Linked DNA regions of Mus musculus: region 1 is linked to region 2. Evidence: chromatin loops called from intact Hi-C (ENCODE). Cell type or tissue: left cerebral cortex. All regions are shown on one strand. Links, peaks and the distances in the headings refer to the core of each region. The heading gives the core; the rest is flanking DNA.

Region 1 (15,921 bases), core at 2,772-10,771, 430 kb before region 2:
CAGCTGAGTCTATGACATTGTATTGTTTCTCAGACAGACACTGTTAGCAACCATATGCACTCCATGGAAAATGCATGTTGAACAAAAGAAATTAATATAAACTCACCCTAAACAGAATTAACTGGTATTATTAACTCCAATGCTTTAAAAAGCAGGGAGGGATGAAAGATGTCAGTTGGTAAAGTGCTTGCTATGCAAGGATATGGGTCTGAGTCCAATGCCAGAATTCATACAAAAACCTGGGCATGATGATGTACAACTGGAAACCCAGCACTGTGTAGGAAGAAACGAGATCTCTGTAGGCTCGCTGGCCAACCAGACTAGACCCAAGTAAGAACCCAATCTAAAGAGACCTAGAGGAATGATAACAGTTTACCTTTGCCCTTCATACACACATTTGCACATATATTGATATGCACATGTACACATTTACTCCCATGAATGTGCATACATATACACATACACACACACACACACACACACACACACACACACCAGATGGTCTAAAAGTACAAATGTCTAAAGAAGACAGACTGGCTTCTATACACAACATTCATTATCCTAGCTTGGGACACAATAAACCAGAAGGGAAATGAAGTTTTAATATCCTTAAAGAATATGATCCTTTTTGGTCATAGTCGAAACCAAAGGATGGAAACACCAATGGGTCTTCTCATGAATACATCAGATATCCACTCACATGTATATCATTCACTTTCTAACATCAACATCACAAGCATAATGTTTTCTGATTAGGAATTCTCTGACACCAACGCAAAAGGTGATTCCTTCAGAACATAGAGACTTTAAAGAATCAGTATTTGAGATGTTCATCTTGTTATTTCACAACTCTGTTCCATGCTACTGATTCAATAATAGCAGGTAGTGTGTGTTACTAACTAAAAAGGGTGGTTGATTCTGGTCTACAAATGATCATTGTGAGTCACTAGACACCTTTGGGTCTTTCCATTTTTGTAGTCAATGAAAATGAAATAAGAACAGTGCAGTGCAGTACAAGTCAGAATGCTGATAACTTTCTAGAATAAAAGTATGAGTCATGCAAACAAGTGAAAGAAAGCTCTTGGAACACAGTCTGTCATGCGAGGTGAAATGGAAAGGTGACAGAAGAAGAAAATTATAGTCAGAAACAAGAAGCAGAGTCACATGATTGTGTGTGTGTGTGTGTGTGTGTGTGAGAGAGAGAGAGAGAGAGAGAGGTACTTTCAGCAAAGAGTCTCTTCTGTTCTTTGATAGTCTATTTTATATGCTCAAACCCATACTTCGTTAGTCTTCAAAATTGAAAAATCACTTCCAATCTTAATAAACATTGTAGATAGAGATACTGGTCATTGACAAGCAGTTGATGAAAGACGGGGCACCAACCAGATCTCTTGTATTACATACAAAGAAAATGAAAGATTTTTCAAAGGCATAAGAGTACCTCACATTTCTGAGATAGGGGAACAAAATACTCACTGGAGCAAATATGGAGACAAAGTGTAGAGAAGAGACTGAAGGAAAGGCCATCCAGAGACTGCTCTACCTGGGGATTCATCCCATATACAGTCACCAAACCCAGGCACTATTGTGAATGCCAGCAAGGGTTTACTGACAGTAGCCTGATACAGCTGTCTCCTGAGAGGCCCTATCAATGCCTGACAAGTACAGCGGCAGATGCTTGTAACCAACGATTGGACTGGGCACTGGGTCCCCAAGGAGTTAGAGAAAGGACTGAAGGAGCTGAAGCAGTTTGCAGCCCCATAGGAGGAACAACAATATCAACCAACCAGAACCCCAGAGCTCCCAGGGTCTAAGCTACCAACTAAGGAGTACACATGTAGAGACCCATGGCTTCAGCCGAATATAGCAGAAGATGGCCTTGACAAGCATCAATGGGAGGAGAAGTCCTTGGTCCCATGAAGGCTTGATAGATGCCCCAGTGAAGGGGAATCAAGGGAAGAGTGGCTCGAGTGGGAGGGTAGGTGGAACACCATCATAGAAGCAGGGGGTGGGGGATGGAATAGGGGTTTGGGGGATGGGGGACTGGGAAAGGGGATAACACATGAAAAGTAAATAAAGAGGAAGAGGGGAAGGGAGAGCTGCAGTTTATGTAAAGGAACTAGAAGGTGAGGATGGAGCTCTGTGTATCAACCTTTTACCAGGCTTCTCCCTTGCTTCTTCTGTACTACCAGGTTCATCTTCTAGCCTTCCTTGGAAAGTGACTGTCCGGTACATGTGGTTATTGAGAGTTATTTAAGAGGACAGTGAAGCGCTAACTTGTGTAAGGGGCCAAAAATGCATCCATATTTCTCTCCTTAAATGGAGGAATCTAAGTGGCCTTGATTTCTCCGTTCCTAGGCAGTGGCCTTCCTCTGCATTCCTTCCTGTATTCTACCTAGAACCGTAAACCAAACATAAATTCAGCTTAGATGAAAGGGTTCTTGGTCTCTGCAAACTTTCCCTCTTTCTTCATGTCTCTCTGCTTAGGATTAAACATGTGTTAGCTGATGTTGATACAGATAGAGAATCCTCACAGAAGTAGATCTCTGGTCATGCTCTCGAGGGAGCCTCTTGACTTAGTTCATTGAGGTAGTAGGATCTTACGAAGGTGTCTTCATTCATACAATAAAATGAATGTTGTGCAGTCATAGGGACCTAAGTGCAGATCCCTACAACCAGTCAACCCTGCCAGTGTGCCAGACAACCCTAAAATATATTTGTTCTCCATCAAGAATAAGCTACATGGCCTAGATAGGTGGCTCAGTGGTTAAGACCATTGGCTACTCTTCCAGAGGACCCGTATTCAACTCCCAGCACCTACATGATAGTTCACAACTGTCTGTGACTCCAGTTCCTAGGGATCTAATACACATGCTGGCAAAATACCAAAGTTAATTGATTAATTAATTAATTAATTTTAAAAGATTACATGAGTTTGAAAAAGAGCTTTGGAGGTTAGAAGGCTAGAAGCACTTGCTGCTCTGGCTGAGGACCTAAATTTGGTTGTCAGCACTCACATCAAGTGGCTCACAACAGACTATACTGCAAATACATGCATGGAAGCTCTCACACACAAACCTAAAATAAATAGAAGAAAACAGACAAGAAAGGATTAGGAAACAGAGGAGGGCAACATTACTGCTAATCTTTATTTACAGGTTAACTGGATTCAGACCCATCTAGATTATTGGTAAGGTACAACTTGGGTGTATCTATGATGGTGTTTTTTTTTGTTGTTGTTGTTTTGTTTTGTTTTTTGTTTTTTGGTTTTTGTTTTTTTTTGTTTTTTTTTTTTTGTTTTTTTGTTTTTTGTTTTTTGTTTTTTGTTTTTTTTTTGCGGGGTGGGGGGTACTGAAAACTCCTCCAGGCTATAGGAAATCCAGTGGACAATATAAAAGGAAGAAAATAGGCAGAAGAGAGGAAGTGGTAAGCCAGGCAAACACCAACAGCTCTTCTCTCCCTGCTCCCTAGTTAGCCGTCTACGTTCTGGCTAACATTTCCACTGCCATAGGCAATGCTCAAGTATATGTGGCCAACCAAGTAAGGACCAAACTCTCTGAAACGAAGTTAAAATAAATATTTTCCTATTAAGTCGTTCTGTAAGGGTTTTGTTGCTGTTGGGTTTTTTCCCAGTGGCGATACAACTAATATAAATATGATCATGAGTTTAATTAGGTCATAAGGACTCTACAGGGCATAGGACTCTACAGGGCATCTGTACTTTGTGTTATATATTGGAAAATATTTTGTCTCTGTTTCATCCTTTTTGTAAACTTTGTAGGATGCTGACTTTAAAAACATAAAATGAATTAATATGGCAGACATTTCAACAAAGCATAGTATTAATACTTGGGTTTGGTTTGTGATAGCTAGTTTGAGCGAAATTCCATAAGAGGTAGGAGCAAAGAGTTGAGCAGAGGAATTTACCAGAAGTACAGTCTGGCTACTAATGGAAGGAATATGGCTTGTAGACACGAAAGGAGTAGTTGTTAAAGATATCATGGTCATTAAGGAGAATACAAGCACACTGCACTGGAGCAGTAAGAAAGATGTTGTAAGAACATCTCAGAAGTTGGAAAGACTTCACTTGAGTTCAATCACTGGAGTATAAAACTATAAACTCAATCGAATGATGAGAGAGCCAAGCCACTGGATGACCTGCATCTCCAGGCCCATCTAGATAGAGTTTTGCAAGGTCTAGTCATCGGAGAAAACTGTGGCTGTTAATAGGTGTAATCCAAAGACACCCAGCTACTACTTGAGCCAGCTGCAGACTTTGGCATTGTCCATAGGACAAGAGTTTTTCAAACACTCACAACGTCAGAGTTGGATGTTGTGGTCACTTGCTTCAAGACTGTGGAGGGAAGCTCCTGGTACCACACACTGTATGTCAGGATCCAATTCCCAGATAGGAACACCAAAGAGAAAGCACAGTGCTTGCAGCTATGAGCAGAGTCTAAGTTGCTGCAAATATGGAATCTGCCTAAGAAATATGCAGATAGTGAATTAATCAGCCTTAAAAAACAGTCCAAACAGAGGTCTTGCTGGATCTGTTTAGAGCTCGGATCTGGACACCATGTGCCCCAGATGCCTGACATAGAGCTAGAGCATTCAAAATTGCTGTTTGAATTCTTACCTTTCTCCCATCTCTTCTTTCATGGACTGTCTTTCTTACATTGTGGAATGAAGATGTTACTCTACACCATCGTAGATTAGCACAATGTGTAACTTACCATTTTATTCTCCATGGACTCACAACTAAAACTGTATACTGAGTCTTGAGAAGACTGTGAACAAAACATGGGCACCATTGAAACAGAACTGAACATATTTTTTCGTTGTGAAATAAGCATGAGACTTTTGCAATGTCCAGGATGGATACTGCAATTTAGTGAATTGCTTTGAATAGCAACTTATCAAGGAAAACATTTTTAATAATTAGTTTTATTATCAATTTGATTAGATTTAGATTGATGAGAAATGCCTGTGAGTATGTGAAGGCAAACCCAGAGACAATTGGTTGAATGAGAGACAGACACCATCCCATTGACAGGGAGCCTGGATAAATAAAAATAAAAATGTAGAAAGACAGCCAAGTAGAAGCACCCTCTCTCTCTCCCCATGCTCCCCCATCTGCATTTCTATCAGTCATGGAGTAAAATTGTTATCTTCTATCTCATGATCTCAGTAGTAGAAAGCTCTTCCCAAGTCCATGGGGCTATGTGACCATAGAGTGAGCGCTCTAAAGCAGTCATCAAATGATAAAAAGTGATATCTGTTACACCAACAAACTCCAACCACAACTTCCTCCATCCAGAGACACGGATTTTAATCTAGGTGAAACAATTTTTCAAGTTATTTTGCCTCCAAACTTCTTCATCTTCAGACATAGAAAGAAAACCACAAATCAAATTATGCTGTGTTTTAAACAAAGAAACCCTAATTTTAAGCTTCCGTGTTCATTATATTTTTCTTTAAAGTAGCTTAAGTAAGTCTCATTTAATGTTATGATAGTGCAGGATCCTCACCACTGTTCACAAACTAGAGTTAAGATGTTTATACAAGTTGTTTAAAGTGCATCCTTTATATATGCTAAACATAATTTTTCTATCTTAGAATAAATAAGTGGATGAATTTAGCTGTTTTAACTTCTCTGCTCAAATTTATATATGGTCCTTTTACTCATAGATTCCATCATACCTGAGAAAAACATCAAAAAATGGAACATTTGGTTTAAGTGCAATCATCATTAATGTATAAATGTAAAAGTTAGTGACACTGTAAAAACTTACACAAACTCTATATTTCTCATTATTTATAATTACTATAAGGAAGTAATGAATGTGGATAATAGCTTTCCTTAAAAAATAAAAGAACTTCTTTTCTCTGTTGCTATCATCTGCTGCTTTCCCTCTGTCAGTATCTAGACATATGCATAGCTTTATGGGTCTCAGTGGGAAGCATGGGTACAAGTGGGATAAATCAGTTTTACAAAGTTATCATTCAGTATTGAGTTCTGATCAGAACAGTCACCCTGCTTCGAAGAGAGAGAGAGGGTTTTGTCACACAAGTGAAGTGTGTAGCTGTTGCCACTGGATGGCAACCCAAGACACCGAAAGCTCTGGGAACAGAGGGAAAGAACACTGGCACTTCAAAAGGAATTCAAAAGGATGTTACTTTAAAGAAATTATCAGGTTGTAAAAACATATGCAGTTATACTGTTTATGAAGTGAATCTCAGTTGTTTAACATGGAATTATTGTTCAGCAAAATATCAATCTATTTTGAGAAAAAAATTATCTAAATTGATAACACGTTTATTTTTCACCAGGACAAGAATAGAGTAGAATGAATTTTTTAAGTCCAGCTTCAAAGCTCCTCCTTTGAAGCTGCCTTCATTTACAGAGAGAAGTATAGATGTGTGTAGATCTGTTTGCTGCAGGCTGACTTCAGGACATGAGGCTGTCCACATTCAGAAGTACGGCTGTCAAAGCAGTGTCAATTAATTCCCACACCATAAACTTAATCCTGAGTGGGATAGAGTCTTTCATACAAATATAGGGTTTTATGTATGTATGTATGTGTGTGTGTGTGTGTGTATATATATATATAATGTGTGTGTATATGTGCGCGCGTGTGTATATATATATATATATATATATATATGTATGTATGTGTATATATATATATATGTGTGTTCTAAACATGTTTAGACTTGTTTACTGAGTATTAAAAGTAGCAAATTCCTCTTTTAATCAGTTGTGACACAAAAAATGACCCTTAAATCAAAAAGGCTTTGTCACATTACCTTGTTAGGCACACTCTGAACTGAATAGAAAGCAAGGCAGGAGCAAACCCAACCTGGAAGGAAGAATAACAACCCACTTTATATAGGGATGCTTCTCGATGTAGGTCAGTGCAGAATAGGTTGAAAATCAGGGATCAGATCAGCCAGTGGTGAGTCTGAAGATGAGGAAGTGTACTCTGCTTCTAACCTTGACTTCCATCTAAGACTTTCAGGAGGAAGTAAAGCGAGAGGGGGAGAGAAGGAGGCCCAGGGGAAGGAGATAGGAAGAGCCTAGTCAGTAAGCTCTGTGTTCAAGAAATATGTCAAAAACAAAGAACAAAAAACAAAGGAAAGCAATGGAGACAGACACCCAAAGCTGACCTCTGGCCTCTTCTGGCCTCCTCTGACAGATGTGCACATACATGAGTGAGTATATGCATCCCTTGACCCAGACAAAAATCTTAAAATATAAGAAACAAGAAGAAAAAGAAAAGTGATGTGTGGCAGAAATGGGAGAAGCCTATCCTAATTTTCTACTGAAACTCCAGTCTAACATAGGAATGGTGGAGATAGGTGGATCAGGAGAAGGCATGGATATTATTAAAGTAAAATTGTTTGGGAGCAATTCCCCATCCTTTGATTTGAATAGTTCTGCAAGGTCCATTAAGCTGCCACCTAACAGAATAACATGAAGAGTGTCCCAGCTCCCATCTAAAATCTAAACCTGTTCAGAATCATCACTCATTTTATAGAAAGTTATATTTTTAAATTTTAACTTACAAACTATTTCGTTCAGAGCCTGGAAAAGGAAAATGCACATTAAATTTTATAAGCCCTGTATAGTATAGAGCAGCTTGTATAAATTTAAGCAATGCTTTGACAGAATTGATATTTAGTTATCTTCTGTTATCTCCAAACAGCACAGATTCAAACCTATGTGACTTCATATTCAAAATCAACCCTGAAGCCAAATGCCTTTCCATCATGGAACCACTGAAAGCTCAACTGTTAACCAGAAAACAGAAGGAATGGTTTTCTTCTACAAGGAAAGCTAGTTCAAACCGGACGAAAAACCAACAGCAAAAAAAAAAAAAAAAAAAAAGAATTACAACAACAATTTTACTCAGGACAGCAAACTATTTTCATTAAAGCCTAATTGAGAACAAAAACATCTCCTAAATGAAGATGACAAATGACAAATGATTAAAATGTGTTGCTTCAGGTTTCAAAAACAAAGCATCAACAACAAAAACAACAAAACTGTAAGAACAATGTTGGTGAAAGAAGAAAGGAAATCCCAAAATATAAGAAAGGAAACTATTTGACTGATTGTAGGATAATAAATTATACATAGTCCTCAAGGGCAAAGGTTAGCAAGGAAAGCTTTAAAAGCAATTTTATTGGGCAGTTACACATTACAATGGTAAAGTAGCTGTGTGTTTGGAGGGGCAAAAAAGTGCCTTTGAAGGCTTATATAATGAAATGTAATAATCTTCTAATGATTCCATGATGGTTGGCACTGGCTGGGATTTGGATAATGAACTAGACTTCAACCCTGTCTTACTACTTATATGAGTCATATCATTGACACCGAAAAGGACTTGATAGCTAAATTCACATGTGTGCTGGTTTGAATGGGAAAACACCCTATGTATTTTCATGTTATTCATCCATTTGCTTCATCACCAACATGTGTAATTTATTAGCAACTGACAGAAGAGAACAGCCATGGGAATAATGTAGTCTCTGTTATCAGATTTCCAGTTTAAACTCTTAGTACTGCTAATGGTGTCACCAGTGAGGGGACAGACCATCACCAGGTATTCCTTTATGAGACACCTTCCTCAGGCCAAACCAAAAATTTTTTGACTTTTCTGCTAGGAAGAATTTCAGGACTAACACATATAGTAAAGTAAAGCTAGAAATTTCATTAGAGATATCTTCATATAGGATCAAGAAGATTAAGAGACATAAAGAGAAAGAAGATGCCCTGAGGATAGGAGTGAACAGTTGCATAAAATGGATATCCATGTGCAGGTCCACAGTCCTTAAGGGAGACTTAGTGATTGGCTCTTTTGACAGTGGCTGTATACACTATCCCGTTCTCACTTAGGTTACATCTCAAAAAACTTTTTAAAAAAACTGGTTTTTCCTTTCATTTAATAAATGAGACACATAATGTGGCCTTGGATAGAATTAGAGACTGAAAAAAAAAAAAAAGACCAGAAGCTCCAGGGTTGCATATTTTAGTGTATGTTCTTTCCTTAGAACAGGGTTTCTGATAAAACTCTCAGGCAACTGTGCATACACAGCTAAGAGGAGAGGAAGGCACAGAACCTGTAAAGAAATCTCTGTTTCCCGGCTGGCAAGAGGAATCACCTTAACTCCAACGAGAAATCTCTCTCTCTCTTTCTCTCTTTCATTCTCTCCTCATTCTATCCCTCATTGTCTCTCTTACTCACACATTTGCATGTGTGCATGCATGCCACACACACACACACACACACACACACACACACACAAACACACACACTCATCCCTCATACACTCATTAAATTTTCTTGCCTGTCTCATTGCTTCAAGAGAATCTTGAGTCAGGAACGAGAAGTCTCCACTTGTTTTTGTGGAACCTCAGTCCATAGCAAAACCTTCTTAGCAAACTTGCTGGAAAACTGTGATAGTAAGCACTTGGCTATGACTAGCCTTCAGCTAACAGTAGTGTACTACTCTAACTTGATTACATGTAATCTCACATTAATGTGTAGACTCTCCCCCTGCCCTCTGACTTGAGGAGCTGCAGCCATGTGAACTTCATTTGCAGCTTCATTTGCAGCTCACTGTTCCTGCTCTGTCTCAGACAGTGCTCCTTGCCTGAAGCACATCCATCCCTCGTGGCATCAGCATCACTTTTTCTCACATATCTGAGTCTCTCAGACTCAAGGACAAGGTGAGCTCCTGAAAGACACAGGCATCTGTGCAACTGATTTAATGGATTTAGTAGATAAAAGCTATGCCAAGAGTCTATATCAAGTATAACCCAAGTTACAAGTCCCAGAAAAAGAAATGCCAGTTACTCAAACCTTGTGTAAAAAGCATCTTCATGACTTGGAAATAGTCATAGAAGAGAAAAATCTCAACAACACTGAAGTGATTGCTCCAACAACAGCTATGGAAATGGTATTTGATGGGCTTGGGCTGAAGGCATGTGGCAATGAGCAGAAAGAGTGACTCTAGGGACTCTAGGGGTGTCAAATACTTCTTCCTCCTCTGAAGAAACTTACAAGCACTGAATTGCATTATTGATTTCTTAAATAATAATCACCTGTGTGTGGAGGTAGGAGAAGCGAACATGGAGGAGGAGCAGAGCAGAAGTGTGGTAACTGCAGACGCTTGTCCAAGACAAAATGGAGTGCATGCTACTTTTCACCTCTGAGTAGAGTTATACATCATTGTACTTCTGGGAAATCATGAATTATGCCAATTTGCATACCCAACAACCAGAAATGCAACATTAGTTACAAGTTACAACCCAAACGGGAGAAGAGTATTGACTTTACAAAAATAACCCTTAATTTAGTTCTGTGTTTGGCAGTCAGATGTAACGCATAATTTTCTGTCTTTTATATAGATTTTTAGAAGTGGTTTCTCTAAAGCTATGACACACATTTGTGTTTAATAATATGCATAGCAGCGACCAAGTCCCCTGTCTTTGAAGACCATTCTCCTAGGTCACTGCTAGATCATGCCAAACACCACATGTTGAATGTTTACGACTTGTATGGCACTAAAATACGCTTAAGATGGTATGTTATATGCATGCTTTCTACCTGACTGTGGAAAAGTGTCTCTCATAGATACATTCTGCTCTTACAGATACACTACACTCTTCATACTTAATTCAGGAGACTGTGCTTGGGACAAAGGATAAGAATGAGAAGCTCTGTGGGTTGATGACACTGTCTGTTTCAGGCTTTTTGCATCCTTAATACTGAGGGCTACAGTCACAATCATGGTGGACAAGCGAAAAGTTGCAAGGAACTCATGTATGGGAACCCATGTAACAGTTTTCAGCTGAACATCCTAAAGGATCAATTTTAGAGTATGATTCCAAAGTATATCAAACATATATATTATTTCAAATATCACATGATGCTATATAGTCTAAAATATAGGCGATGGACTGAAATTTTCAATCCTTTCTGTCATTAGGTAACTGGAGATTAGGAAATTTAAAGTTTGACCCTTTGGGCTTCGTTTTTTTTTATACTACTCCTTTGCTTAGAACCAGCCCTCAATTCTCTAAGTGTACCTTGGGTGCATCATGGCTTTATTCATTAAGAACAATTCTCCCCTCTTGTGTGTACTCTTCTGTTTAGTGGTGTCTTCTCAGGGGATAACTTATCACTTCCTTAACCCTTTCCTTTCTGACTAGCTCTTACTTGCCCTCCATATCTCAGAATATCTTTGTAACCTAAGAACATATGTCATAGCTATATGTTTCCCCAAGAGATTATTGTGGATCTACTTTCAGAGGAACTGGAATGAAGGGCAGATTAGAAAAGCAATCTTTGTGAAACTTAGTCAGGAGGCATTTTATGGCCGGTGAGCCAGGCAGCAGTTTTATGGAGCTGGTATCAGGAGTAAGATGTGGTGAATAACTGGCTCTAGAAGTAGGGCATGACTATACCGCAGATCGATAGTGTGGAACGCCGTATGCACCCCAATTCCTGTTCACTCTGATGTCTTCCAGAAGACTTGCCAATATTTTGCCATAAAACTTTGTGCTGACGAGCTAACCTGTCATTCAGCCCAGGGATCACTGCTACCCTTTCTTGCCCTGGAGCCTAGAACCTTGTACATACACACATCCATATAAAAAGGTCAATTAATGGTCAACTGAGAGCAACCTAACATTCCGCCACAGAAATTCTTCCTAGGTAAATTTTTCCTGAAGTACCTTACATTTTGAAAGATTAACTCTGTTTCATTAAGGACAAAGGACAAGGACTCTTGACAGCAAGTTTTCAGTATGACTCCCTGTTGAATTCAACACCATACTGTCCATCCGAGAATTCTTCCTTGGTTTCTTTTGAAATAAAAATCGAAGCATTTGTTTAGCCATTGAAATTTTCATGAAGCTGAACGCTTTGTCATCTGAGCTGATAAAAAAAACTTCTAGAGAGAAAAGCGACACATTAGCAAGTGAAATGAACAGGAAGCTGCTAATTACCAATCCCCAAACAGAGCCTCTTCCCAGCAATAGCACTCAAACATTTTTTTTTTTACCATAAGTAAATAATACAAATAATAATAAAGTTTGCAGACAAATAGTCCCCAAAAGACACACATGAGAAATCATGATAAATTGTGTCAATCTACACAGTAATGGATCTGTCTGTGGAGGCATTTTGAGGCTTTCTGTGTTTCCTTGGATAGAGTCCCAAAGAGAAGCTGACTTGCATGTCTGAATAAATAAATTGCTAATTAGCTTCCTGGTCTTGAAGCTTTTACATTCTACAAATGGCTTCATCTGCCTGCCTGGACCAGGCTAGAACCTTTTGTCCAAAGAACATATTGAAATTGCAAAAACAAGTGATAATGAAAAGATCATGTTCAAAACACATTTATCTCAATTAAGATACTAAAATCTATATATAGGAATTGTACCTTCTTTAGACTTCTTTAGACTGTCTTTTTTACTTCAAATCTTTAGCAGTGAATTTTTCTCATTTTATTTTTTTCTTGTACTTTTAGAGCTGCTGTACAAAGAACGGGGAGCATTGATCTTGGACTTATTTGCAGCTAATCTTCAGTTTATTGCCATCCATAAACAGAAATTCCCAAGCAAGTGCTATTATGAAAATATTTATATTTATATATTTTATTTTGTATATGTATATGAAAGAGTGGAGACTTTAAAATCTCTTCATCTCCTGCAGAGTGCTAAAAACTCAAATATGGGCTAAATAATTTATATCAGTGATACTAAGTAACTAAGGCGAAAGTGATCGATGCTTCTCTTTAGGAAATGTACAATACTTAAAATTCTGTCTGGTTACAGTTTTCAACCATTTGAAATATAAAACTCATTATGTAGAAGGTACACTGTACATCAAAATGGAATCCTATTAAATAAGAACAGTGCTCTGAAGTCTTCATCTAAACCAGCTCACATCTCAAGTACAGCACAACTCGTCCTCTCTCGACACTTGATCTTTGGAAGAGAAATGTACCCTGCCCTATGTCTTCATGATTTTATAATTGTAGAAAAGTAATATATATTCCTAAAACAAATAATCAGTGGGACATGCCCGATGTTCGAGGGGTCAAGAAGTGTGTTACCAAGGTAAGCTCCTTTACTCCAATGCCTAAAACTTACCTGGCAGGAGAAGAGAACCAGCCTCTGAAAGCCATCCTCTGACCTCCTCAGATGTGTGATGGTGGCAGTGTCACCCCTCCCCCAGAAAATAAAAAAGCAAGTACATTTGTTTAAAGATAAGTGCTAATATGTGCATGATATTGTGAATTATATAAATTATAATATTTTTGTTGCTTTTGAAAAGGCTGACAGTGCATTCAATTATTAATAGTAAAACCACATAAGGGGGCTGGAGATATGGCTCAGTGATTAAGAACACTGGCTGCTCTTCTAAAGGTCCTGAGTTCAATTCCCCGCAACCACATGGTGGCTCACAACCATCTGTAATGGAATCTGATGACCTCTTATAGTGTATCTGAAGACAGCAGCAATGTACTCACATACATTAAATAAATAAATCTAATAAAAATTAGAATAAAATAAAAGTGCATGAAATATAACCATTGAAATATGGTTAATTAATAAATCCTCCTATATATTCCCCCAGGTTTCTTCTCATATATATTTTTTGATCACTATGCATAGTGCCCCATCTTCTTAAAACTCAAAAGTGCATTCCATTTTTTAAAAAATATACCATAATCCCTACAATGACATTCTAATATTCCTATTGAGGAGATTTTTGTTGTTACTTCTGCATGCTATTCAAAGCCATGTATGGAGCTTATTTTTTATTTACATGTTACGACATTTAGTTCCTACAGGTAAAGAATGTAAAACAGATGTCAAGTACTATTGAAGTATCGACACGGATTTCTCATTGCCCCTCTAAGAGACACATGAATAATCCTGTCTTTTACATGGACACAAAATATTTTTCTCCATACTTTTTATAATGTCAAGAAGTATAAAATGTAACTATCTAGATCATATTAATAAATGAAAAAGCAAACTGATTGGGATTGTGTTTCCTGAATTTAGTTAATTGTGTTCTATGAGCTTAAATTGATTTATATAAGAGCCTGTCCCAGAAAGCCCACCTGCTAATGGGAATAAGGGCAATAATTAGTGGTATAGTAAATGATTTTAGAAGAATTCAATGGTTTGGAGACATAAATTATTGAAATAAAGCCAATTCTCCCTGTAGAGAAGGCAATGGTGTGTAAATACTTGGGTTTGGCTTATTGAATGTTACCATAACAGGATATAACGTTATGTGAGGACTCTGTCCTGTGGTATTGGTAGACTTCCATTTTTCCCTCCTGTTACACCAATTGAATACTGTCTGGTTAACTTCTAATATGGAGGAGTTTTTCAAAAGCACTTAATCATTTCTAGGATATGAGAGATTCTTCAGAAACTCATGTTGAACTTGGTCCCAGTTGCAGCAGCAGAGATGGAGCCTTGGAAGTTTACTTAATTATGAATGTTTTAACCATATCAACAACTGATTCGCTGGTATGATTAAAGGTAAATGGATTACTCAGGTGAGGCATGAGGGGTCGAATAGAGGTAGTAAGTTATTGGCACATGCCTTTAAAATGAAAATTTTGCCTCTGATCCCTTGCAGGCCCTTGTGCGCTCCTCTCTCTCACTCTTTCCCTGGCTGACAGAAGGCTAGCAACTTCCTTTTACCACATTATACTGCCATGATATTCTACCTCACAACAGGACCAGAGGCCCAAGAGGCCATGACTGGAGTGCTTGTAATTATAACCAATATTAAACCTCTCTTCCTTGAAACTGGGTTTCTCCAGTACTTTGTCACAGTGAGGAATGCAGGATAATTAATACGGCTTATAAAGATCTGTTGTTGTGGTGTCAAGATTGGTCCAAAACTCATATTGAGATACAACAGCTATTGAAACAGCAGTAAGAGCCTCAAACTTTTTTTTAATTAATTTACTTTTTTACATTTCATATTCCATTCCCCATACCCCCATCCACCCTCCAACTGCTCCACATCCCAAACCTCTTCCCCACCCCCCTGTCTCTATGTGAGTGCCTCTACCCCCAACCTACCTGACCTCTAAACTCCCTGGAGTCTTCAGTCTCATGCGGGTTAGATATATCATCTCTGATTGAACCCAGACCCAGACGTTCCCTATTGTATATGTGTTGGGAGCCTCATATCAACTGGAATATGTTGTCTGTTTGGTGCTCCAGTGTTTAAGAGATCTCAGAGGTACAGATTAATTGAGACTGCTGGTCCTCCTACAGAATTGCCCTTCTCTTCAGCTTCTTTCATTCAGCCTTCCCTAATTCAACAACAGGGGTCAGCTGCTTCTGCCATTGGTTGGGTGCAAATATCTGCATCTGACTCTTCAGCTGCTTGCTGGGTCTTGTGGAGGCAGTCATGATAGGTCCTTTTTGTGAGTACTACATAGCCTCAGTAATAGTGTCAGGCCTTGGAGCCTCCCCTTGAGCTGGATCTCACTTTGGGCCTGTCATTGAACCTTCTGTTTCTCAGGCTTCTTTCCAATTCCATCCCTGTAATTCTTTCAGACAGGAAAAATTATGGGTCAGAGATGTGACTGTGGGATGGAAACCCCATCTTGAGTGAAGTAACTCAGACCCAAAAGGATGTGTATGGTATGTACTCACTAATAAGTAGTGATTAGCCAAAAATAAAAATAATAAAATACAGAATACCCAAGGTACAGTCCACAGAACTCAAAAAGGTCAATAAGCTGAAGTGCCCAAGTGAGGACGCTAAGGACGCCTCAGTCCCACTTGGGAGGGAGAAGAAAGCAATAGCAAGTGAGGAGGGAGGGAGGAACCTGGGAGGGAAAGTGGACGAGGGAAGTGGGGAGAGG
Region 2 (15,921 bases), core at 3,622-11,621:
CCAGCCTCTGTATTCACAGGCAGCATAGTCAGGTCTCAAGAGTTTGTTCCTCACTGAGATGGCGTTGGGAGGAGGGGAATCAATGCAAGGCCCTTGGGTCACTGGCTCTCTCCTCTCTGGGATGATAAGCACAGTTCATAGCCCCAAATTGAAGGTTCCCCACTTCACCCTTGCAGGTTTTTTGTTTGTTTGTTTTTTGTTTTGTTTTGCTTTTTGGTGCAGTTCTTATTTAGTCCAGAGTGGCCTCCAAGTCTCCCTTTATGGCTATCAGAGTGACTGAGAACACTCTGGTTCATTAAAGCTACTGCCTTTCCATGTCAATGTGTAGCATGGCCGGGGCAAAAATGAGAAAAGTCAGCAAAGCCGGGCAATTGTTTCTTCATGAGACTTAATTAGGCATTTTCTAACTCCCTCTGTGAGATTAAACCATCCTTTTCGAAAGACAATAAATAATGATGACACTGGAGGATTGGCGTTTGCTTTTATTAATTGAATAGAGTTAAACACTTAAAGCGTACCTAACTACACTGTAGAATCCAAATGCCCAGGACTCTGCACACTAGTGACTTCAAACTTTTAATCCCAACCCCTTGAATCTTTATAGCAAATATGGCTCCACAATTAGTGCTGAAAGCTGTAAAAGTTTTAAAATCTAGGACGTACTAACTTTTATTTTAAAGGAAACAGAAGTTGGTGCCATTCACCATTCTTGAAGGTCCAGAGGAGGAACTCGCAGAGCGTGCAGCTCAGGAAGTCTGATGAAGATGCCTTCTAGGAGATGAGGGACGGGGTTCCACGGGAATAGGTCGGTGAATAACAGAAACCCCAGGTCTGACAGCGCATGCTCCGAGAGCTCAAATCACACAAAAAAAAGGACACAAGCAGCATCCCTTTTCTTGCATCAAGCTTACGCACCTTGAATAAGAAACTCCCAGAAGGAAAAGGGAAGACAAATTATGCTTATTAGACAGTTATGGGAGGACCACAAAGGGAGGTGTGTGATTCTATCTGCGTGCTGTGTCAGGTGGCTGCAGGAGAACGGAGAAGAGAGGAATAACAAAAGGAAGCTGCAGAAGACTTTCAAAGAAACCTTCAGCAACCTAAGACATTGAGAAAGGATCCAGTGGAGAAGTGGGGATGAAGGAAGCTAATGACGAGATGAAAACCTCGGTGCCGGAGTGCATGATGTCCCAGCATGCTCTTCAGACATGCCCTGAGTGTCGTTGACCTTAGCCTCAGAGGAACATGGGGATTAAGGTGCCTGGGCTACTGATCCAGACAGGTGAGGATCACAGCCAGGGAAGTTACGGGAGTTCAAATCCCAGTGTAGACAGCAGCCTTCTCTTTGCTTCACCTAGCACTGGGGCCAGCTCTGCACCCGTGTTGTTTGCCATGGTGACAATTGAAGGACTTAGCCTCAGAGTTTGGGCTATTCTAGTCTGTCCAATCTTCATTCACTGAGATGGCTAGGGGGTTGTTTTTTAGACTTTTACATTGTTTTACGGTTAATTTACTACAATTCATCTCTCTTATGCTGTCTTTTCATTTTCTGAAGTCATTATTTAACCCGTTTCAGTTACTAGTTTGAAAGATTAATTTATTTTATTTTTTTATGTGTACGAATGTGTTGCTTGCATACATGCATTTATGTATGCACACCATGTGGCGATCTGGTGCATGCGGAGGCCAGAAGAGGCCATCAGGTTCCTGAGAACTGGAGCTGCAAGCATCATGAGGCACCATGAGGACCCTGAGAACGGAATCCTAGCCGTCTGGAAGAGTACCAAGTGTTCCTCACTCCTGAGATATCTCTCCAGACCCTCCTCATTCCAGAGACGATTTTCAGAGAAACCAGAATATTGGAATAGCTTCCTAACCTCTAATCCTGTCTCTGAAGCTTGATTGTCCCTCGGGATTTATGGTTCTGCCTCTACATGAGCCTGCTCCTATTCACATCATTGTTAGCAGAAAATGACTCAAAAGGGAGAAGCCAAGAGATCCTTCTTTTAGTCTGAACCCACTGGGACCCATTTATGCTGTTTCCTCTGGTGGGTTCTGTTGCTGTGCCCAAATATCGCTACACAAATAGTCTTGGCAATGGCGGTGGCACCCCTTGCTACTCGCCTCAATGTTCTGAGTTCTCAAATGAAACACACACACACAGGCTTTATATTTTAATATGCCTGAAACAGCTTAATGGTTGGGCCCCTTCCAAACCTCCACGTGGCTAACACTCTTCCCTCTGATGCTACTTAGTAAAACCTATGTTCCATCTTGGCTGAATTCCTCTCGGGCTGAATTCCCCAGCACCTACATGAAGCCTACGTTCTCTGTCCAGCATCTCTCAGGCATGGCCTCTGCTCCTTTCCCCAGCATGGCGTCTGTCTCCTTTCCTGCTCCTTCTTTAGTCCCTTGCCTGCGAATCCCAAATTCCAGCCTCTGTCTCCCAAACGAACTCAGGACAGGATCCTTCAGTGTCTCATGCAATTTTGGGGATCAAACTAACAGAATGCATGCACGCAGCATTAGATCAAACAGAGCCAGGTTCCACGGGGACAAGCAAGGTGGAGAACGTGTAGAATCCCAGCACTTGGGAAGCAGAGGGAGGATGAAGAGTTTGAATTCAAGGCCAACGTGCGTTACAGAGTGAGGCTCTGACAAAACTAAAAGGAAACACTAGGTGTAGGGAATTGGTTCTAGAGGGGGAAAATTACAAAAACAAACAAACAAATAAATAAATTTCTTCTCTCCTAACGTGACATTTCAGACAATGAATGAGAATAACTTCTAATCGACCTTCACTCTCACCCCACTTGAAGGAACTGACCCAGTAATCACATAGCGTGCACACCATGTGAACAGGTCAAGCTTCCCCTCGGTGGAAAGAAAAGGACTCTGCTGCCAGCTATCAAGAGATGTAAATGAGCCGCGCGTATCGACATAGGGGGTTACACGTTAAGTGTTTTAAGTGTGCGGAATTCCAGCTTTCCACTAGTAGATGAAACAGTGCGACTCGTCCTGCCCCATGTGACTTTCGCTTACTACAAAAGGCTTTGAATTGTCCACACTTTAGGTTTTTGGTTTTGTGCCACGGCATTTTATGAAATTGTGTCCATCACGGGGTAAGATATTCAACACTCATGTTGGAGATGTGTGGATGAAAGTGAAAACTTGAATTCTTCCAATTTCAAAGGAAAAATACAAACACGTTCATATTTAAGGTTTGTTTGAGGCCAGTTTTAAGATTGAGGGATGAACCTTGGGGAGGTGAAGAATAAGGTGACCATTCAAAAGGTATGGTACAGGCTATTTCAAATTCTCCATACCCACCCTGACACAGGTGTGCATGTCAATTTTCAACTTTATCATGTCTCTTTTTGAGTAAGATCTTCTTAAGCTATACTGATATGTATTGCCGTCTTCTGTAGTCTAATCTGATTCTGATACATTTAGATAAATTACATTAGAATTAGTTTCTCTCTGGGTTTACTCTGAACATCAACACATTCACTTTTACATTTGATTATTGGTTGGGAAAAAAATAAAAGAAGCTGGTGAACAGATGGTGAAAATCAATCAAAAACGGCTGCCACTTTGTTAAACATTTATGTGGCTACATTTCTTATGTTTTGTTGTGAAAAATTGTATATACCAAACCTAAATAACAAAATGTGTGACAAAAACGGGGGGGGGGGGGAAGACAAATGGAACAACCCTTCCTGTGATCTTGTATATGTGTGTGTGTGTGTTGTGTATGCATTCACATGTGCACGTAGGTATGCAGGCACACTTGTACACACACCTGGATTTATGGAGCCCAGAGGCTCATGGTGGAATGTGTTTCTTGATTGTCTTCTACACCTTATATTTCGAAATAGGGAAGCTCATTGAATCTAAAGCTTACCATTTTGGCTAGATGAGAGTCCCCGAGATCTGCCTGTTTCCTTCCCCCAGTGTTGACATACAGACAACCACCATATCTGACTTTTATGTGGGGGCCAGAGAGCTGAAATTTGGTCCTCAGGCTTGCAGAGCAAACACTTTACCCACTGAGGTGTGGCTCCAGCCCTTACATTCTTCTAGTTTTTATATATATTCACACAACACCTCCATTCCAGAAAGCATTCCAATATATAAATATGGCTCAATTTTCTTATCTACTGATCACTGAAATTCGAGTTATACACAGCTTTTATTATATCGTTGCTGTTTCTACCTTGCTAGGTTTTTTGATGGACAGGCCTCCTGACACAGAGGTAAAGAGTAGTCATGTGTTAAACACTACTAAGTAAAGTCAGATTCTCTTTCCTCAAAGGTTTAAGCAGCTTCCGTTGCTTCCAGCTGTGTGGATGCTTAAATTCCATCTCTCCAGATAGCAGACACTCTGATTTATCTATATCCCAAATTGTTGCCAAATAGATACCATTGCATGTAAAAATAATTTTAAAGTTTATTTCTATAGACTATTACAAGTTTCACATGAAAAGAGAGCCAGGTAACATACATGATTCTGTTTATGCTTTTATCTGAAATGCTGCTTAAATGAAAAATTCAGTAGCAGCTTTAAAAAGGAAAGGAAAATGTCACTTTGTTTTCCGTAGTTAAGGCTGTAACATAGTGTTCTAGCTCAAAAGGCAAATTCCTGTAGCGGACCCTAAACTGTACACATAATAACACACCCTGAAATCTTGTCTTTGCTTTGCAATGATTTTATTTGAGCAAATTTGAAGGGGACTATTTGCCTTTTCAAAATCTTTTTGCTTATCTATTATTTATCATAAATCTGTGAGACATTCTCTAATTTTAATTCTCTGTTATCTTTGATAGTTTCCATTTCAAGAAATAAAAACGTGTTTTATAATTTAAACACTAATTTCGATTTCTTCACTGTTTTATAGTACATAAATGTAATAATTTTAGAGAGCTTAAAATATTAGTTTCGTGCTTGCTGCATTTGAAAACATCTTATTTCAGAGGGTCTGATTATTCTGTAAATGTTTTGCCTCCCACCCTCCAGTACTTTCGGCAATGCAGCACGTTGATCTTAATCCCCAAGCTAACAAAACTGGGTGAGTCTAAAAATTGTACAACCTACAAGAAAAGAACAAAGAAAATATTTCGTATGATCAAGTAAAATCAACAAGTTATATCTGATTATAGACATATCTGTATGGTTGATGTCTGTCATGCATAGGTAAGCATTCTTCTTACTACAAATATAATAAATTAAATTATTTCACCGAAATAAAAATTAAATTGTAAACCAGTAATTAGTTATGAAAATTATTTTACTAATTCAACCATTCTCTCCAAATATTTCATACAAATCTAAATGACACAGAATTTTTATATAGTAGAAGTTTGCATGGAATGATGTTAACTATCAAAATGGTAAAATTTTAGAATTTAGAAACTTATATCAAATTATTCAATAAGTGTTATCTCATTTACTCAGTTTAGGTCTTTTCTAGGACCAATCTTTTCCAATGGCTTAAAACTATAATTTCTATATTTGACAATATTATGTCTGTATTCTTTTGTAGCAGGATCCAGGCTTATCGTACAACACTGAATTAAGACACAGGATCCTATTTAACAACTGGGCTACTAACGGAGAAGTTGAAAAGTTGGATTTGTTGCCAGTTTTCTTGTGTGTGCACATCTTGTGCTTAGCTACATGTCCAGAGCTTGGCTGTGTTATCTAGTGGTACAGCTGCGAACTGGTGGCTGTAATAGTCAAGAAAGGGTGAAACAGGCTGGGTATAATACAATTTTAGTCTAAATGTTTTCTTTTTCTTTTGAATAGAGTTGTAAAACAAGCCTTTAAAATTACATTTCCTCATGATCTGAAGTAGCATGACTGTTCATATGCAAATCTCTGTGTTTCCTTATTTCCACTACTCACAATGATGCATAAAATATTTATTTTAAACTAATTATTTTAAACATGCAGACTATAATAGAGTAGGCACTCACAAGTACAAATGAAAGCAGTATTTGTTACCAAAAAAGCACATCTAGCATACAAAAAAAAAATGCTGTATCTTTATGTATGATAACCGTAAAGTCAAGGTTTTTCATATGTAAAACAAGAATCTCCACTTTTCAAGTAAGGTTTATAAGGATGGATGCTAACTGAACATTTTATTTATCCAGAGTAACCAGAACAGATCTACTTAAACTAAATATGATGGTGAATTCCAGAGAGCATGAAAGACTAAGATTTTAGTTGCCCGTTATGCTTCACTGATGGCTTAGAATGTGGTCCTATTGGCTCAGCTTCAGTGTTCAGGGTGCTTTAGAAACTCGCATATACTACAGAGAGTTGAGGGGCTTTAGTGAATATTTGTTGTTTACAAATAGTTTATCTGAAAATAACAGTCTCTCCCGTAAAACCCTAGGCAGAGATACTCGTTATGAGAAAACTCTTCACTCGCTGATTCATCAAAATCTAAGTTTGCAGTGGCATAAACCTTGCAAAACATTTTAAAAATGGTTTGATAGGGGGATGATAGTATGTTAATGTTTCTTAGCATGGGGATGTGCATTGGTCTGCAGTTGGCACAGGACAGATCTATCTGTTAGGGGATACTGTGGGCAGGCAGCATTTGCTGGCACTGAAGAGCTGTCGTGAGGAGGACGTACTTGGAGGTTCCTCTAAACCAATTTTGCTTTCAGATGTTTTCTGTTTGTCCTGTGAACAGGTACAGCTTGTGAACACGCCGAATGACCTTTATTCTATGAGATGCATTTTCATGTTTAATGTCCCCTCTCCAGAGTTTCTTTAGTTACAAAACTTATGGCTTAAATCTCATCCCTACATCTCACAAAACATTTACAACCTGACAGAAGTGCCCCAGGAAACTGGCCTTCACATTTTAATCAGAATAGTCTTCAAATATAATTTTTATCTTAAAATCAATTGTTAAAATGGTTTCCATGTTAAATACCTCCCTTATACAGATTGCCCAGGTTTTGTTTTCAAGCTATTTTTTTTCCCAAATAGAACACTTAATTTGGCTCCACAGAATATTGCTATGACTGTAAACTGCTTCATGTAGACCGATTTGACAGAGCAGTCACATGGTGGGCAGCTGAGAGCACGCTCTGGTTCCATTTCATATGAAGGTCCACAGGCTGTGAGATCAACGAAGATCCTAACATCCTTAAACTCATTCGCCGTTGTCCACCCGTCACCCAAAGGCTTGGGTGATCCTGACTGGTCCCCGTTTTTTTCTGAAATATTCGCTGCTGATGCAGGCAGGCAACAAGTTTTGGTTCGGCTGACAGCCCTTTCCGTGTCTACCCTCTGCTGGTGACTCTTAGTAACGGTGGCAGGGCTGGCTGCACAGAGCCGGAAAGAAGGAGCAAACCGCATACCCAGCCTGGAAAACGAGTTTCTCGGCTATTCAAGTTTTACTGTCTCACGGGTAAATTTTTAAAAATCAACGGCCACAGCAGATGACGATAGTTTGTTTGGAAAACGTCTAAACTGACTTGGAAAGCGTAGAAGGAGCCCTCTGTGGTGTTCAAAATAAGAGACTGTATCTTTCTACCTGCCTATTTTGTGCAGAAACTGATTTTTTTTTTTAGTTTGTTTTAGGGTGCGGTGATCTTATATCTGGCCCGAGGTACCAGGGACACAGTTGGGGTACCAAATCATCAGGACTGAGAATTTAAGTTAAGTGCAAAGCTGTGTGGATGCTTTCCTGCATAACATTAAAGGTTATGGAAATCAGGGAAGGTGTCCTTGGGTCAGAAACACTACCAAGCATATTAAAACACTAAATGACTAATGGCCATTTGTTATGAAATTTATCTCGGTATGCACTAATAATTTTTCCTAGTATTTATATAGGTTAAACCTTAAAATAAAACTGTAACAGCATTTAAAGTAAATAATAGAAATGGTTTTTAATTTTGAAAAATTTAGTGAAGAATTTTCAGGGCTTGATGATATTCACAGCTAGATGTAGTAGGTTTCTAGAACGGCCACTAGTTTTGTGCGCGTGAATTACAAAGTTGAACAGATCCATATAGTCCATTCCAGTTAACCGATAGATTCATTGGTACATTGAAATGTATTTCTACCTAATCACAACTCTAGTCATGGATGATGATGTCAGGATATATACTATATAGTATCACTTATATATTTTTAAATTTTTTAGATTAAGTACTGTGGTATTCAATATGTAAAACATGATTAGTGGTAATTACTGTTGTTCTTCTTTTAAAAAATAGATTTTTTTCATACAATATATTCTGATCCCAGTTTCTTCTCCCCCAACTCCTCCTAGCTGTTTTCCATCACCCATCTCACCCAGATCTACACACACCCTTCCTTTCTCTCTTTCCTTACAAAACAGACAACTAAAAATACACACAAAACAAAACAAACAAACAAAAAACCAGAATAGGGCAAAACAAGCAAGCAAGCAAACAAACAAACAAAAACAAACAGGAATAAAAAGAGCCAAGGAAGAAGCACAGGAAATTTGTGTAAACACAGAGACACACATCTGGATACCCGGAAACTTGTGTAAACACAGAGACACACATCTGGATACCCAGAAACTTGTGTAAGCACAGAGACACACATCTGGATACCCAGAAACTTGTGTAAGCACGGATGTACACACCTGGATACCCAGAAACTTGCGTAAACACAGAGACACACATCTGGATACCCAGAAACTTGTGTAAACACAGAGACACACATCTGGATACCCAGAAGTCCCGTAAGGCACAAGAAACACATAAAAACAGAGACACATTTACAAACACAGAAATTCTGCAAAATATGTAAAACATTGGTAAGGTAAGAAAATGACCGGTTAGAGCATTGCAAAGACAAACAAAAAACATAGAAACAAAACAAAAACAAACAAACAAACAAAAACTGCTGGCCATGGGGCCTGTCCCTGGGTAAGTCTCAATGTTGCCTGACCACAGTCTCTTTGAGTAGAGGTTTGTAAACTATTACGTAGTAGGGATTAAACTGTCACAGGATAGCTTGGGAAGCATTAAGTGGCACCGTGGATGACATTTTTATAAAACTCAGCTCTAAAATTGAAAGGGTTTCACAGTGACTATGTGACCATATGTTCTGAGCAATATATGTGAATAAAATTCCACTACACTTGCTTTTATCTTTTTCCTATTCCTATTTTTCTCCACTATATAAAACAAATCATCAGTGAAAGCGCTTTCTCTAGAATGAAACTTAGGACGTAGAATTCTTTTTTTTTTTTTCAAACAGACAAAGATGTATTTGCTTGCTTTCTCTGCCAATTATCAATTTATTACCCTGAGCCCCCAAATTGGCTCTCTAGCACCTGTTCTGATAGCCCATGCATAACACTTTAAATATGTTTTCTTTTCATGCACACAATGTAAATTCAGTTGCTAAAGGATGGGAGTAACTTTACTTGATTACTCTGTATAGGATTCTCTGTTCTTGCTTTTACCTTGAGGTCATCCTGTGGAGCGGGTTTAGGAAGAAGCTAGGTGCTGAACATCTGATCATGCAGTACCGAGTGCTGTTGCTAGGAAACCCTGAGCCTCTGGCAGGAATCTAGTGGCTATCTTCAGGAGGTCCTCACCCATTTTCCTACTCTTTAAACACTCTGTTGCTGTCTAATGCTCCATATCTCAAGCGTGTTACTAGCCCAGCCACGTAGCAAACTTCTCTGCCATCTAGTGGGCTATAGTAATACCTTCTCAATTAGCCTGAGAGAAACCCCACCCCACCCCAAACACCCCAGTTTATTCTTCTGAGGGCCAGAGTCCTTTAATCATAAGGTAGCTTTTAGCATCTTCGTTATGTTTTTAAAGCCACTCCTATCATAATTTAATAATACTTTATTCTTAACTTCCCTTGTGTAAATTGCTGTCACTTTCATCTCCTGATTGAGCCCAGACTGTTACACTGGCAATCAAGTATTGCATTATCAGATCAAAACAGAAATCTATGATAGACACATGGCACTAATCTATGGGTATAGCAATAAATCATTAGGTGTTTCCAGTCACCCTCCACGGCAAAGCCCAACACACGAGAGTATTTGGGCACCATGCATTTGACTTGATAGATTGATAAAGGGATAGAAGGACCTGTGGTGGCAGCTCCAGGAGATCCAGACTCACCTTTTGACCTCTTCAGCCAGCTGTACACACCTCTCCTATGCGCATAGTTAAAAACAAAATAAATCTTTAAAAGCAAAAACAATATTATATAAGGAATGAAGATTATTGGGAATATCTGCTGCTAGGCATGAGACCCCAGGTTGATCTCCATGGCAGAAAGAGAGGTCTGACTCCTGCAAGAGTTTTGACTTCCATGTGTGCATTGTGACATACTCTCCCTGAGTGTATGAGATCACATGCATGTGCGTGCACACACACACACACACAACTAAAAAAAGTACTTTCAAGAAAGTTATGAGAGAATTACTTTAATGACACAAGAATTAGCTTCACAGGAAAATTTAAAAATTCTAGATATTTTTTTATCAGCAGATCATCAATTGGCAAGAGTATAGGAAAAGTGATTATTTTCATATTTCTTTCTGAATTAAACGCTAAGCTTCATCTCCTAAAATAAAGTTTATTAGAAAGCAAAATTTCTACAATAAACTCAATTTTCAGAAATTACATGTAACCCATAACTATTTCACGGGTGCTCTGAGATGGCTGGAAGCTCTTCCTGCTTGGTGACAGATCAGCTGGGCACAGTGCCTGACCTGTGTTTGATCAGGAAGATGAATTCAGACTGTGTAAGTGCCCGAGAGAAGGATGCAATTTTGGCCCCCAGTAGTTTTGAGAAAAGCTGGTTTTGCTTCAGGAACTTATTATTATTTATTTTGAGAAGCACGTTCGGGCTTTACTATAGTATTTATTGCTTATATTGAATAACCAATAATAGGATGACTTGGGAACACGGTCACAAGTGATCCAATACCTGTTCTCAGAGAAGACATGGCTATGACCCTTGGTTTTGCGTCTGGACATACTGTGTTAAGCAATAGTGTAGTGGGGACAGAGGCCTGCGCTTTCCTAACCCAGGTCCTGAGAGGCCATGTAGTTTCTGCACTGGGGCTAGAGAGCTACTTTCAGAACCCTCACCTAATATGCAAGAACTTCAATTAGCCCAAGGCATAGGGAGAGGCTTTGACAAACACCTTTACCAAAGCCTCAGATAGGCTCCAGGTTCAAGTTCCGCCAGACCAGGCACCAGATCTATGAACAAAGAACACACAAAACGATTCTAGCTTCCAGATGTTTGTGTGACTTCTCACTCTTCAATCATTTGCAGCCAAGACTTCCAAGTATCGTGAAGAAGAACACAAAGAATAAAAACAACACATTCAATCTCTATTCTTTGTAAACCTTTGAGCCATGGATATGTGGCAATTGACTGGGTTGCAAATGTTTCTCAGACAGCATTTGATATTGGTTATTATAACAAAACCTGAACAGTTTTTGTCATAGAAGGAAGATGCTTAGCAATTTTCAAGTACAGAAATGACAAGTAAGGAAAATGCCCCCAGAAACTTACAGCTAAAGGGCTTCTCACATGGAAGAAGTTGGTAACATTGCTCCTTGGAACAGTGGAAATCCATGATCTAACTAAGAAGGTTTCCAGGCAATGAGTTGCAGGACCCATCTTATTTCTTTATCTCTGCCAACAGCATAAGAGAAGATATATAACACCTTTTCATTTCCTACAGAATGTAGAAAAGAGCTAGAGGGCTCAGAATGGCATTCCTAAGGAGCAAAGGACCATGTAAGAAAAGGTTTGGTGGAAAATGAAGCTTAGGATATTGCCAGTCAAGTGAGGTTGTCAGAGTGAAGATGCGGGGACAGTGAGGATGCGGGAACCGTAAGGATGTGGGGACAGTGAGCATGCGGGGACAGTGAAGGGACATTGAGGATGTGGGCCAGTGAGGATGCAGGGACAGTGAGGATGCAGGGGACAGTGAGGATGCGGGGACAGTGAGGATGTGGGGACAGTGAGGATGCAGGGACAGTGAGGATGTGGGGACAGTGAGGATGCAGGGACAGTGAGGATGTGGGGACAGTGAGGATGCAGGGACAGTGAGGATGTGGGGACAGTGAGGATGCAGGGACAGTGAGGATGTGGGGACAGTGAGGATGTGGGGACAGTGAGGATGTGAGGACAGTAAGGATGTGGGGACAGTGAGGATGTGAGGACAGTAAGGATGCAGGGGACAGTGAGGATGTGGGGATAACAAAGATGCAGGAAATTGAAGCAGAAATTGGTACCTTATAGCATAGCATCACCCTACACTCACCTTCAAAACTCTGGATAAGTAGATCCAACCAGGAAGCGTTTGGTACGTAGACTGTGTAGTAATTGATGTATAGACTATTTTGGGAATGTCAGTTTTGGAACTCAGACTGAAGCTACTGAAAACTGCCTTCCCATAATTTGTTTTTCTGAATGGAGTGGGTAAACATTACAATAATAGTTACCAAACAACGTTTCTTTGCCTGGACTATATTTACAAAGGTTTCTGAAGGTTGAATTGATTCTAGAAGTCAAAAGAACAAGGAACTCCAAGATGCCCATCTTTGCTTCTTCCATTTTCTCTGCCCACTCATCAAGGTAAAGAGTTACACAGGAAACCAAATGAACATGTGCATCAGTCAGTGATATGTATGCTTTATAGTAATCATTTAATACTTGTGTGATACATATAGGAAAAAGCAGATACTGAACATTCAAGATAGTGCTGGGACAAAGTGCCTCATCTTTGATCACTCTTTTTCTAAAAAGTAACATATACAGCTAAAACCAAAGCCATAGAGTTCTATATGTCAAGTAAAAGGGACCTATGAGCCAGCAAGGCAATTCTGACCGTAGCTGTTTCAAGATTTAAAAAGCAGTGAATATTTGCAGTCACATCAGGGAAATCACTTCATTGTTTGATGTAGAAGTATACATTTCAAATCATTAGGTCTTTGGTGAAAAGTTCTCAGTAAATACTTTTGTCAATAGTTATAGATAAAATGAGTAACAACATTGTAACTTGATCACTCACAGATAAAACATTCATGTTAATAAAATAACACATTTTCTGATATTACACACTGGTAAATAGTTTTTAAATTGACAATTTATGTTAGAAATTAAGTTATTGAAATGTGAAGATAAAACCAGCTACACTTATATTACGTTATTTACCTTTTGCCGTCCGTAAAGAGAATGTGTAGTGGGTGGTCAGTCCATGGTGGTCTTTGGATAGAATGAACCGCGGTAAATCATCACAGTAAACAACTGAAGAGATGAATGAAGCTGTTGACACCTCATGGAAATACTTACAGCCAAGTGAATTCATTTTGCAAATCAAGTTTGATCACTAAGGGATGAAAAAGGCGTGGCACTTCCCTCCAACCTAAGGGAGTAGCTGATATGCCAGAGACAATGAGGCAACACAACATGCTTGTTCTAAGGATAATTCTGTGTTTGAGATGCAAAAAGGGACAAAACAAAACAAAAACAGAAAAACCTTACCAGCAATCTTGACCCAACCACCATTCTTGCAAAGCTATATGAACACAAACTGAATAGTTTAAAGGGAAGACCCTAAAAATTTTATATCCAAAAGGAAAAGAATGGAAATCATGCGGACAGGTGGAGAACATAACAAAAATATAACAGTGTGCCTAAGACATCTCTTTGCCCCATTGAATAGGAGTTTAGCAGAGAAGACAGATACATGTTGAAACAAACACAAATGGTGTGACATTGTATTTCCCTGTTGCCACTGTGCCACTGTAGCAAAGCCCTACAGACTGGACAGCTTAAAAGGAAACTTGATCTCATCTGCTTTGGCAGTCCAGAAGTGGCAGGTCGGGAATTTCTTTCCTTTTTGAACTGTCTCTTTGTTTCATTTTCCCATTTTTCTGGCTTCCTCATCCATTTTTAAAATATCCCTGTTTAACTGTATTTTAAAGGACTACAGACAAGGCGTACCCTTAGAACTATGACTGCTGTGGTTGGTGGATGTATATGTGTTGTGCATAGAGACACTCCAGGCATAGCACTAGATATCTGAGGGCAGCATCTGGAGGTACTAATGTTGTCCTCTCAAGGCAAACCACCTTCTTAATCTTTTTTGGGACAGCTGCAGTAATTACTTTCTCATTATTTGTCTCGTCATAAAGAGGTATTCAAAATGTTGACATTTTGGGTGCTGAATCATGTATGGGAGAACATTCAGAAAAATTCAGTAAAAACTGAAAGCAAAAGCTTTCGTTCCTTTGTCCAGCCACTATTTCCCTGGAGTTAGGCTGCTATTCTCAGCCATTTTTACTTAATAAAAAACTGTTAAGTATGACGTTTTTACTGTAACAACTTCATTATTCTTGAAATACTATCCTATACACATATATTTTTTCTGTAGTAAGTTTTAATTATTAAAAATTAAATTACATCTATTTGTGTATAGAGATCCAAGGAATTAAACTCGAGTCATCAGGCTTGGTAGCAAGCCCTTTACCCCATGAACCATTTCTGTTTGCCCCATCTAGAAAGCTACTTGGTCACCCATATAAATAAATCCTGCTGATATTACTTCCTACAACCTATAGGCATGCCCAGATATGCTGAGGTTTTAAGATCAGCGTTGAGCCCACTTAACTGCCATCTTTATTCTACAATGCTGCTAGCACACATTAAAACCCTGGTTTCACAGATTTGGCATATCACATGTTTTAATTCCCTAATTCAAGGTCAAGTATCAAATCCCACCACATGACTATTGCAAAGCCCCTCACACCTAATTCTTCAAGGTCTCAAGTCCTCCTTTCCCTTCTGTTCATGGATATACATTGGTCATGATCTGCTTTTAGTAATGTGTGGCAGAAATTCAACAACAATACAGTTACTGTTTCTCTTTTCTTTCCAGATGCTCAGACCTCCCAAAGAACTTTCTGCCTTCACAGTCTCTCAACCTTGCTTTTCTCATCTTAGTTGCAAGATGGCAGCCTCACCTTCAATTTTGTGATCTATGTATCACGACAGAGAAGGGTTATTTGCCACATCACTTATATTTAAAGTCACAAATCCCCATTGAACTTTGCATCTTTCTGGCAAGAACTGGGTACATGGATGCATTGTACTCAGAAAATGAAATGAGGTTATGTTAATAAAGAAGAAACTAAAGGCATTGGACAGGTACCAGTAGTAGCTGCCACAATGTGTAACTCCTCTAACCTAAATGACCTAGAAGAAACAGCCAGTTTCAACCCCAAATTCTTCCACACCAAACATTTCATCACTTTCATACCCTATGAAGACACTGCTGAGTTGTATGGAGGGTTCAGCTTCTTATGGTCTTGCTGGCTTCCAGGTGACACTCATTCCTGGTTTACGTGTGCTGTCTTTCCACAAAAGGGATTTTATGTTGAGATGTTGATGCTCAGTGTAAGGGTGGTGAAGGTATGATGTTTCCTTTTAAAGGTCTAATAGAACCCAACAAGGTCATTGAGAAGGCTGCCCTCAGGAGACATCAATCAACTGATGAAGGAAGATTGCAGTAAGATTGTTAAAGTAGAGCAAACCCAACAATCTCAGGACTCAGGATTCCTGCACTGCACAGCACATATTTCTTTCTCTTCCTGTCTCTTTCCCTCTTCCCTCTCTCTTTCACTTTTGACATCTGCTAGGGGAGAATAATCAGAGTTTAGCCAAAGCTAAGGTGATGAGCTTAAAACTGTCCACACTGTAAGCTAACTAAAACCTTTCTCTGTATAAACAATGTAGCCTCAACTGCTTAATTATACATAACAAAATATGGTATTATAACCCCAGTTCACACAATAGGGATAGCTTATATAATTCAGATTTTCTTAGAGCTAGATGGTAACAAAATAATTTACATGGTGCTTGAT

The links. Hi-C counts contacts between places; a loop is a spot of excess contacts. Peaks named below come from ENCODE experiments on the same cell type or tissue, not always from the same donor. Only the 100,000 strongest peaks of a DNase experiment are listed, where the experiment ranks them.
Region 1: it touches region 2 in a loop (4-fold over the local background); 4 of 42 quality-filtered maps call a loop at or near these places.

What each region holds. Positions count from the first base shown.
Region 1 is chr14:115,441,312-115,457,232 of GRCm38, reverse strand. All of the region lies in intron 5 of Gpc5 (glypican 5), which reads right to left. Among named protein-coding and RNA genes, the nearest start is that of 4930505G20Rik, 40 kb to the right of the region's middle. In left cerebral cortex, for the core only: a CTCF peak has its summit at 6,101 (motif pointing right); a DNase peak (open chromatin) is centred at 6,105.
Region 2 is chr14:115,009,240-115,025,160 of GRCm38, reverse strand. No RefSeq gene overlaps it. Among named protein-coding and RNA genes, the nearest start is that of Mir17, 26 kb to the left of the region's middle. In left cerebral cortex, for the core only: CTCF peaks have their summits at 7,314 (motif pointing left) and 9,699 (motif pointing left); DNase peaks (open chromatin) are centred at 7,300 and 9,647; H3K4me3 peaks cover 305 bases.